Regions from separate parts of the Homo sapiens genome. Here region 2 is linked to region 1. Evidence: chromatin loops called from intact Hi-C (ENCODE). Cell type or tissue: breast epithelium. All regions are shown on one strand.

Region 1 (5,000 bases):
GTCTTTGGTTTTCTGTTCCTGTGTTAATTCACTTAGGATAATGACCAAGAGCTGCATCCATGTTGCTGCAAAGGACATGATTTTGTTCTTTTTATGGCTGTGTAGTAGTCCATGGTATATATTTACCACATTTTCTTTATCTACTCTACCATGGATGGGCACTTAGGTTGATTCCATGTCTTTGCTATTGTGGATACTGTGGCAGTGAACATACGAGTGCATATGTCTTTTTGGTAGAGTGATTTATTTTCCTTTGGGTATATATCCAGCAATGAGATTGCTGGCTCAAATGGTAGCTCTGTTTTAAGTTCTTTGGGAGATCTCCAAACTCCTTTGCACAGTGATTGAACTAATTTATATTTCCACCTACAGTGTATAAGCATTCCATTTTCTCTGCACCCTTTCCAGCATCTATTATTTTTTGACTTTTTTTTTTTTTTTGGGACAGAGTCTCATTCTGTTGCCCAGCCCGGAGGGCAGTGGCACTTTTGGCTCACTGCAACCTCTGCCTCCCAGGTTCAAGTGATTCTCGTGCCTCAGCCTCCTGAGTAGCTGGGATTACAGGTGTGTGCTACCATGCCCAGCTAATTTTATTTTTTAGTAGAGATGGGGTTTCACCATGTTGGCCAGGCTGGTCTCAAACTCCTGGCCTCAAGTGATCCGCCCACCTCAGCCTCCCAAATTGCTGAGATTATAGGCATGAGCCACTGTGCCTGGCCATTTTGACTTCTTAATAATAGCCATTCTGGCTGGTGTGAGATGGTATCTCATTGTGGTTTTGATTTGCATTTCTCTAATGATTAGGGATGTTGAGCATTTTATATTTGATGGCCACATGTATGTCTTCTTTTGAGAAGTGTCTGTTCATGTCCTTTACCCACTTTTAATGGGGTCATTTTTTGCTTGTTGATTTGTTTAAGTTCCTTATAGAATCTGGATATTAGACCTTTGTCACATGCCTAGTTTGTGAATATTTTCTCCTATTCTGTAGGGCGTCCATTTATTCTGTTGATAGTTTCTTTTGCTGTGCAGAAGCTCTTTAGTTAGGTACCACTTGTCAATTTTTGTTTTTGTTACAATATTTTTGAGGTCTTAGCCATTAGTTCTTTGCCAAGGCTGATGTCCAGAATGGATTTTCCTTGGTTTTCTTCTAGGATTTTTATGGGTTGGGTCTTAGATTTAAATTGTTGATCCATCTTGAGTTAATTTTTGTAAATGGTAAAAGGTAGGGGTCCAGTTTAATTATTCTGCATATGGCTAGCTGGTAATCTCAGCAGCATTTATTGAATAGGAAGTCCTTTCCCCATTTTTTTATTTTCGTTGACTTTGTCAAAGATCAGAGGTTGTAAGTGTGTGGTTTCATTTCTGGGTTCTCTATTCTGTTCCATTGATCACTATGTCTGTTTTTGTACCAGTACCATGCCGTTTTGGTTGCTATAGTTTGAAGTCAGGTAGTGTGATGCCTCTAGCTTTGTTCTCTTTGCTTAGGATTCCCTTGGCTTTTCAGACTCTTAACTTCCCATATGAATGTTAGAATAGTTTTTTCTAATTCTGTGAAAAATGACATTGGTAATTTGAATCTGTACATTGCTTTGGGAAATATGCCATTTTAACGGTATTGATTCTTCAAATCCATGAGTATGGAATGTTTTTTCATTTGTTTGTATCATCTATGATTTCTTGTAGCAGTGTTTTGTAGTTCTCCTTCCAAAGATCGTTCACCTCCTTGGTTAGATGTATTCCTAGATATTTTATTTTTTTTGTGTAGCTATTGTAAATGGGATTGTATTCTTGACTTGGCTCTCAGCTGGAATGTTATTGGTGTATAGAAAAGCTACTGATTTTTGTGCATTGATTTTGTAGCCTTCAACTTTACTAAAGTCATTTATCAGTTCTGGGAGCCTTTTGGAGCAGCAGTCTTTAGGGTTTTCTAGGTATAGAATCATATTGTCAGTGAAGAGAGATGATTTTGCTTTTTCTTTTCTATTTTGATGCCTTTTATTTCTTTCCCTTTTTGAGATGGAGTCTCACTCTGTCGCCTAGGCTGGAGTGCAGTGGCACAATCTTGGTTCACTGCAACCTCACCTCCTCACCTTCTCTTGCCTCAGCCTTTCAAGTAGCTGGGACTATAGGCGTGCACTACCACTCCCAGCTAATTTTTATATTTTTAGTAGAGATGGGGTTTCACCATATTGGCCAAGCTGGTCTTGAACTCCTGACCTCAAGTGATCTGCCTGTCTAGGCCTCCCAAAATTCTGGGATTACAGGCATGTGCCACCGTGCCCAGCCTTATTTCTTTCTCTTGCCTGATTGCTCTGGCTAGGACTTCCTGTACTATGTTGAATAGGAGTGGTGAGACTGGGCATCCTTATCTTGTTCTAGTTCTCCCAAATTTTGCCTGTTTAGAATGATGTTGGCTGTGGGTTTGTCATAAATGGGTCTTAGTATTTTGAGGTATGTTCATTTCGATGCCTAGTCTGTTGAGGGTTTTTATCATGAAGGGGTGTTGGATTATGTTGACAGCTTTTTCTGTGTCTATGGAGATGATCATATGGTTTTTACTTTAAATCTGTTTATGTTGTGAATAACATTTATTGATTTACATATGTTGAACTAGCCCTGCGTCTCAGGAATAAAGCTTACTTAATCATGATGTATTAACTTTTTGATGTGTTGCTGGATTCAGTTTGCTCATATTTTCTTGCAGATTTTTGCATCCATGTTCATCAGGGATATTGACCTGATGCTTTCTTTTTTTTTTTCTTTTTTTAAAATTTTATTATTATTATACTTTAAGTTTTAGGGTACATGTGCACAACATGCAGGTTTGTTACATATGTATACATGTGCCATGTTGGTGTGCTGCACCAACTGGTCATTTTGCATTAGGTATATCTCCTAATGCTGTCCCTCCCCCCCTCCCCCACAATGCTGTCTTTTACATTGTGTCTCTGCCAGATTTTGGTGTCAGGCTGATACTGGTCTTATAGAATGAGTTATTGAGGAGTCCCTCTTCCTCAGTTTTTTGGAACATTGTCAGTAGGAATGGTATAAGTGCTTCTTTGTACATCTGGTAGAATTAGGCCGTGAACATGTCTGGTCCTGGGATTTTTCTGCTTGGTAGGCTTTTTGTTACTTAATTCAATTTCGGACCTCATTATTGGTCTGTTCATTAGTTTAATTTCTTTCTGGTTCAATTTTGGGAGGTTGCATGTTTCCAGGAATTTATGCATTTCTTCTAGGTTTTCTAGTTAGTGTACATAGAGGCGTTTGTAGTAGTTCTCTGAGGGTTTTTTGTATTTCTGTGGGGTCGATGGAATATCACCTTTGTCATTTCTGATTGTTTATTTGGATCTTTTTTTTTCTTATTAGTCTAGCTAGCAGTTTATCTTATATATTCTTTCAAGGAACAAACTCCTTGATTCTTTGATCTTTTTAATTATTTTTTTTTTTGCATCTCAATTTTGTTCAGTTCAGCTCTGATTTTGGTTATTTCTTATCTTCTGCTAGCTTTGGGGTTGGTTTGCTCTTGCTTCTCTGTTTCCTCTAGGTTAGATGTTAGGTTATTTACTTGAGAACTTCTGAACTTTCTGATATGGGCTTTTAACAGTATAAACTTTCCTCTTAACACTGTTGTAGCTGTGTCCCAGAGATTCTGGTATGTTGTATCTTTATTCTCATTAGTTTCAAAGAATTTCTTGATTTCTGCCTTAATTTCATTGTTTACCCAAAAGTCACTCAGGAGCAGGTTGTTTATTTCCATGTAATTGTATGGTTTTAAGTGATTTTCTTAGTATTGATTTCTATTTTTATTGTGTTATGGTCCAAGAGTGTGATTGGTATGATTGCAGTTTTTTTTTTTAATTTGTTGACTATTGTTTTATGGTTGATTGTGTGGTCAGTGTTAGAACATGTACCCTGTACAGATGAAAATAATGTATATTCTGCTGTTTTTGGGTGGGGAGTTCTGTAGATGTCTATTAGGTTCATTTGGTCAAGTGTTGAGTTCAGGTCTTGAATTTATTAGTTTTCTGTCTTAATGATCTGTCTTATAATGTCAGTGGGGTGTTGAAGTCTCACACTATTATTATGCAGTCTCTTCATAAGTCTTTAAGAACTTGCTTTATGAACCTGGGTGCTCCTATGTTTGCTGCATATATAGGATAATTAGGTCTTTTTGTTGAATTGAATGCTTTACCATTATGTAGTGCCCTTGTCTTTTATATATATATTATATATATATATTTTTTTTATTATAGTTTAAGTTCTAGGGTACATGTGCACAGCGTGCAGGTTTGTTACATATGTATACATGTGCCATGTTGGTGTGCTGCACCCATTAACTCGTCATTTACATTAGGTATATCTACTAATGCTATCCTTCCCCGCTCCCCCCACCCCACAACAGGCCCCAGTGTGTGATGTTCCCCTTCAAAAATGATGAGTTCATGTCCTTTGTAGGGACGTGGATGAAGCTGGAAACCATTTTTGTCTTTTTTTATCTTTAGTGGTTTAAAGTCGGCTTTGTCTGTTATAATAGCAACCCCTACTTTTTTCTATTTTCTGTTTGCTTGGTAGATTTTTCTCTATCCCTTTATTTTGAGCTTATGGGTGTCATTGCATGTGAGGTGGGTCTCTTGAAGATGGCACACCATTGGGTCTTGACTCTTTGTCCAACTTGCCACTCTGTGCCTTATAATTGGGGCATTTAGCTTGTTTACATTCAACGTTAATATTGACATGTGGATTTGATATTGTCATCATGTTGTTAGCCGGTTATTATGCAGACTTGTTTGTGTTGTTGCTTTATAGTGGCAATGGTCTATGTACTTAAGTGTGTTTTTGTAGTGGCTGGTGATGGTCTTTCCTTTTTATATTTAACACTCCCTTCAGGACCTCTCGTAAGGCAGGTCTAATGGTAACAAATTCCCTTAGCATTTGTTTGTCTGAAAAGGATCTTATTTCTCCTTTGCTTAGTTTGGCTGCATATGAAATTCTTG
Region 2 (5,000 bases), 640 kb after region 1:
TTGTATCATTAATTACTTTTACTGAAAGTAATTACTTTTACTGAAAGTAATTAATGATGCAATTCAGAGATATTTTAGGGGTGTGTGTGTGTGTGTGTGTGTATGTGTGTGTGTATCAAAGTTCAACTTTGTCTCCCTAATCCTGCTAGCCTTCTGGCCATTCTATTAAGGTATTGCAGTCCTGGTGAAGATTCAGAAATGTGTGGTCCCCGTCAGCCTACAGGGTGAACATTTTGGATTAACCCAGAGAGCCTTGAACTCTGTGCATAATGTCTTTTAGGTTGTGTGTTGTGAACAAAGCAAAATGACTGCTCAGAGACAGGGTTGTAAAAGTTTGTCCAGCAAAACCAGGATTGCCAAATGAGAATTCTGGAAAGGGAGGATAAGGATTAGGTAATGGGAGAAAAGTGAGTGAAGGCAAGGAGAAGTGCAAAATATCTGATTCTAGCCTAAAAACTGGTCTTGGAACCATTTGGAAGGGTCATTTTTTCCATGTTTTATTTTCAATATCATCACCATCACTTTTATCCTGTGGCTGTGAAAGGACTTTCTTCATTCCACTCCAGAATTCAAAGAGGCTTCTTTTGCACAAATGGAGGGAAGGCACTCATCACACTTCTCAGCCAAACATCCTAAGTGTGAGAGAAAACACACTGCCTACTTCTGAATTTCGGTGAGGGCAGGGTTCAGATGGAACACATATTTTCCAAAACTCCAAATAGATCTGGGAGGAGAGGAAACCATTAAATCACTAGACATAAGTCAGGACACATTTGGTTTTGTTCCCTATCAAACAGTCCCCCCAAATCTCAGTGACTTGCAAAATCCATGCATGTCTGAGACTCTCCAGACAAGCTCTCCATGTGTGACTCAATATTGCACTTCAGTATTAACATGCACTGCCACAGTTGCCACAGTAGGGGAAGGGAAAGGTGGATGGGGGAGAGAGAGAAGAAAGTAAGAAAGAGAGAGAGATTGAGCACTGATAATTAAGTCCTTCCCTCAAAAAATGATATACATTCCTTCTACTCTCCTGGCCATGCAGCCACTCCTAACTTCCAGGAGGCAGGAAGGTACCACTTCCTCCATGTTCTGAAGGAAAGGGGAACTGGATATTGGTGAACACCTGTAATGTTTGGCATGCACAGCTATACCCAGTGGGCTTGCAAATGTTTCCTTCTTCCATATTCACGCTTGTATATACCTTTCCCTCAGATTACCTGGCATACATCAAAGATTTATGGGGTAGTGTTCAGGAAGACCAAACAGTTTTGCAGCCTATTTTAGTCCACAGGTGACCTTTTGAAATAGAGGGGTAGCCAAGAAAGACCAGTTAACTCTGGGTACTTTTCCCCTAGAGCTTTCAGACACAAGTAACTCTGGGAAGGGATAGTGGGTTCAAGGGAGCCATGGCCTGATTTCAATGACACATTCAAGATAGAACAACTAGTTTGAGTGACCCCAGACCATCATGCCTTGTGTGAAAAGACTTTTGGAAATGTGCCCTTCCATTTCCATTCTGCCGCTTGTTACCAGACATGATGCACGTTCCTTCAAAGCCCTGTGACTTTTCCAGAAAGCAGCTCTCCCTGCAAGAGAGAGAAACTTTCCCTTATTATTCTTTCAGTAATGAATTCCTGCTCTGAATGGGCTGCCTCCATGTGTTTTCAGTCAAGTGCTGATGGCAGCCTTGCCTGGGGGCATTTCCAAAGCTGAGGACATAAGAGATGAAGGAGGTCTCATATTGACAAGAGCTGCTTTTGGTTTTCCTTCCAGTTTAGCCCTCCTGAGCCTTGAAATGGGAGATAACAAATGATTCATCAGTTCTTGTTGGTGAACCAACATGACCACCACACCTCTTTGCTCCTTTCAACCAATGAAAAAATCATGTTTTAAAGCTTTCCTCAGAGAGGTTTGTGGACCTGGATTTTGGTGACTTAACAGGGATTTAACTTTCTCAGACCAAACCAGTATTTTGTAGATGCCAAGACTTCCTTTCTTCAGGTCTCAAACATAGACTTCGCGTACCCTGAGGTGATAAGAACAAAGGAGAAATTAGGTCACCCTGTTTCCTGCCTAAAACCTAATCTCAAGTACACAAGCTGCTTCCAAGTAAGCTGTGGTGGTAGGCCATGTTTGCTGAGAGCCAGCCCACTCACTCTCCCTAAAGCAAATGTCTTCAGACAATAATTCAGCTTTCAACCTACCTGCATGAAACTTGTACAAACTTTTAGTTACAGTTGGGCTATTTTCTTTCTTTTTCTTTTTTTTTTTTTTTTGAGACAGAGTTTTGCTCTGTCGCCCAGGCTGGAGTACAGTGGCGCGATCTCAGCTCACTGCAACCTCCGCCTTCCGGGTTCACGCTATTCTCCTGCCTCAGCCTCCCGAGTAGCTGGGACTACAGGCGCCCACCACCACGCCCGGCTAATTTTTTGTATTTTTAGTAGAGACGGAGTTTCACCGTGTTAGCCAGGACGGTCTTGATCTCCTGACCTCGTGATCCACCCGCCTCGGCCTCCCAAAGTGCTGGGATTACAGGCGTGAGCCACCGTGCCTGGCCCAGTTGGGCTATTTTCATTGGGAAGAGGAGTCTCAATTATCTCCGGTAAAAGGGGACACATACTGTTAAGGATATAGGTGGTGCAGAATTGGAAAGCCTTCTGGAGGGGAGGCAGCCCTGGGAATTCATTATCCTGGGGTCTCTGCTTTTCTTTACATGTCTGCCCAGGGCTACTCTCACTCTCCCAGCAGATTTTGTCCTGCATACTATAGTTTATTTACTCAAAACTTCAGTTTGCACATGGCTCACCCTGTGTTTCTCTCTTAGCCTTTCAACTTCAGTTCCCATTGGCTTTTTTCCTTGGTTAAAATTCTGAAGAGAGAATCTGATTAGCTCGGACTTATCTTAGTGTTTTGTCTCAGACAACATCATTGGTCACTGGCTAACCAAACCTTTGTTGGATAAGGAAGTCGCTGAAAACATAGCTGCCCAAGCAGCAGGAGGTGTGGGAAGGCCAGCTTTTCCTAGAGGGGCTGTGAGAGGGCAAGACAGTGATGAACTCCAGGGCATGCTTTACACCCTCTAACTGGACTACTGCAAGCATACTCATTCCCTCTTGCTTCTTGCTCATAACTGTAGACCTGGTCCCCTTACACCCTCACAGCCTAGGCATCTCTTTTCACTGCTCACCTCCAGCCCCTGACTCCAGGATCTTACTTCTCACCCTGTTAAAGTGCCCAGTCACAGAGGTATAGGACTAGTGAGTGGGAAGGAAGAGCTGTTGAGATTTATTTAAGAATATACAGAAGATTAGGGAAGGTGTGTAATGAAAAGAGGAATGAAAATAAAATCCCTCTCTCAGCTAAAGAAAATTGTGTTCCCACCATGGGACCCAGCTACCTTTCCTCCTTCCACCAGTCTTTGGAGTTACTTCCTTTTCAAAAAAAAACAGACATCAGCAGAAGCAAGAGGAGCTTCCATTGAGGAACCCTGACCAAGCAAGTGGGAAGATATTCTCTCTTCATTAACCCCCAAGGTCTTCTCTGTCCCCTGCAAGGATCCCTTGTCCCTATCCCTGATCCTTGCATTTCTCCAGCCCCCACCCTCAGGTCTTGTAAAGTCCAGATTCTTGACTAAGAAGTCCCAAATAACTTTCAAACTAAGATTTTAAAACACAAGTGAAGGACTCGGTTTGGATCAAGTTTTTGCCAATTGTGTTCTTAGTGCCCAAAGCTCTTTATTGGAAGTTATTCACAAATCTTCATGATGGTTTTTGGACGACTAGTCACGTGTGGTGTTGCCCTATTTCAAATGAGTCAGAGAAATTGTGCTTTATATGAATTCATGCATCAACCAGAGGATTAGGGGGAAAACTGAATTGTGGTAGTATGCTTTACCATTTATTCATTAGATACTATTACTTTTGTACCTCATCAGATGGCTAAAAGCCAAACCCAAACCAAATGTATTCAAATTTCAGTCTGCCCATATTATTTTTAGTGGACGTGAGTCTAGGAGTGAAGGAGAGGCTAGTCTAAATGTCTGTGTTTCCTTGCCCTTTCTTGAACTCCGGGTATGTCAAAGGTGATTAAATCATTGGTCAAACTTTGTCCTGTGACTGACACTTTTATCTAGTGACTAGAATTGCAACATTTCCCTAGGAGCCTATGATAGTTTTTCCAAACCTGCTACTGTGGGGTTCTAGTCAGTTCCTCCAGAGCACCTCCAGATCCCTGCCCATTCTATTTAGAATCGGAGGTTTAAGTCTATTGCCACTGGCTGTCCTCTGGGGCCCAGAAACCTATATGGGGTTTGTCCAGCCTCTCATCCCAGCACCATCGTCCAAACCCCACAGTCATTACCAATCTAACAGCTTGAAAGTTGATACAAAGATGAGGCAGAAGCCAGTTTGGCTTTCTCCCAGTTCTCTGTGCCCCTCCGGAGTTAATCAACAACGACCTATCTTTGTGTCAATAACATAAGCCTCTCTAACTAGAACACCTGGTGAAAAGCCGGAGGAAAGCTTAAAATGAAGCAAATTTTGCAGTGATTATTCTGACCCTCACTGTTTAAGCTGGACTCAGGATCTCCAGACAAAAACTGCTTGTTAAACCCAACCAACTAGTTGGATGAACCTTAAGCCACCTTGGGTTTTGCTAATATTTTTCATGCCCACACCTCAACTCCAAAGTCTGTAAACTTTAAGCATCAACTCCCCATTTCAAGCACACAGGGTTTAGTGAGATGGCCTGAGTTCATCTCGCTGGTAGAATTCTTTAGTGGCATCTCCTCATCCCTTTCCCACCCTCAAAGCCCATCCTGATGGTGCGGTCACACCACTGGAGAAACCATAGACCTTCTTAACTGGGATTACCAACACCTTCTCTTAGTACGTATTCACATGGCCTTGGATGTTAGGTGACTGCCTGTTCAGAGAAAGTGGGGAGGGTGAAAGGGAGTGAAAAGGCAGAGGGCACATGGACAACAGTTCCTTGCTGTA

The links. A loop is a pair of places that touch in the nucleus more often than their neighbours do. Peaks named below come from ENCODE experiments on the same cell type or tissue, not always from the same donor. Only the 100,000 strongest peaks of a DNase experiment are listed, where the experiment ranks them.
Region 2: it touches region 1 in a loop (18-fold over the local background); 1 of 110 quality-filtered maps calls a loop at or near these places.

What each region holds. Positions count from the first base shown.
Region 1 is chr14:67,840,381-67,845,380 of GRCh38, forward strand. All of the region lies in intron 4 of RAD51B (RAD51 paralog B), which reads left to right. Among named protein-coding and RNA genes, the nearest start is that of RAD51B, 23 kb to the left of the region's middle. In breast epithelium, no CTCF peak of the experiment used is centred here; no DNase peak of the experiment used is centred here.
Region 2 is chr14:68,482,097-68,487,096 of GRCh38, forward strand. It overlaps a transcript of RAD51B not described here. Among named protein-coding and RNA genes, the nearest start is that of RAD51B-AS1, 200 kb to the right of the region's middle. In breast epithelium, no CTCF peak of the experiment used is centred here; a DNase peak (open chromatin) is centred at 2,128; H3K27ac peaks cover 974 bases.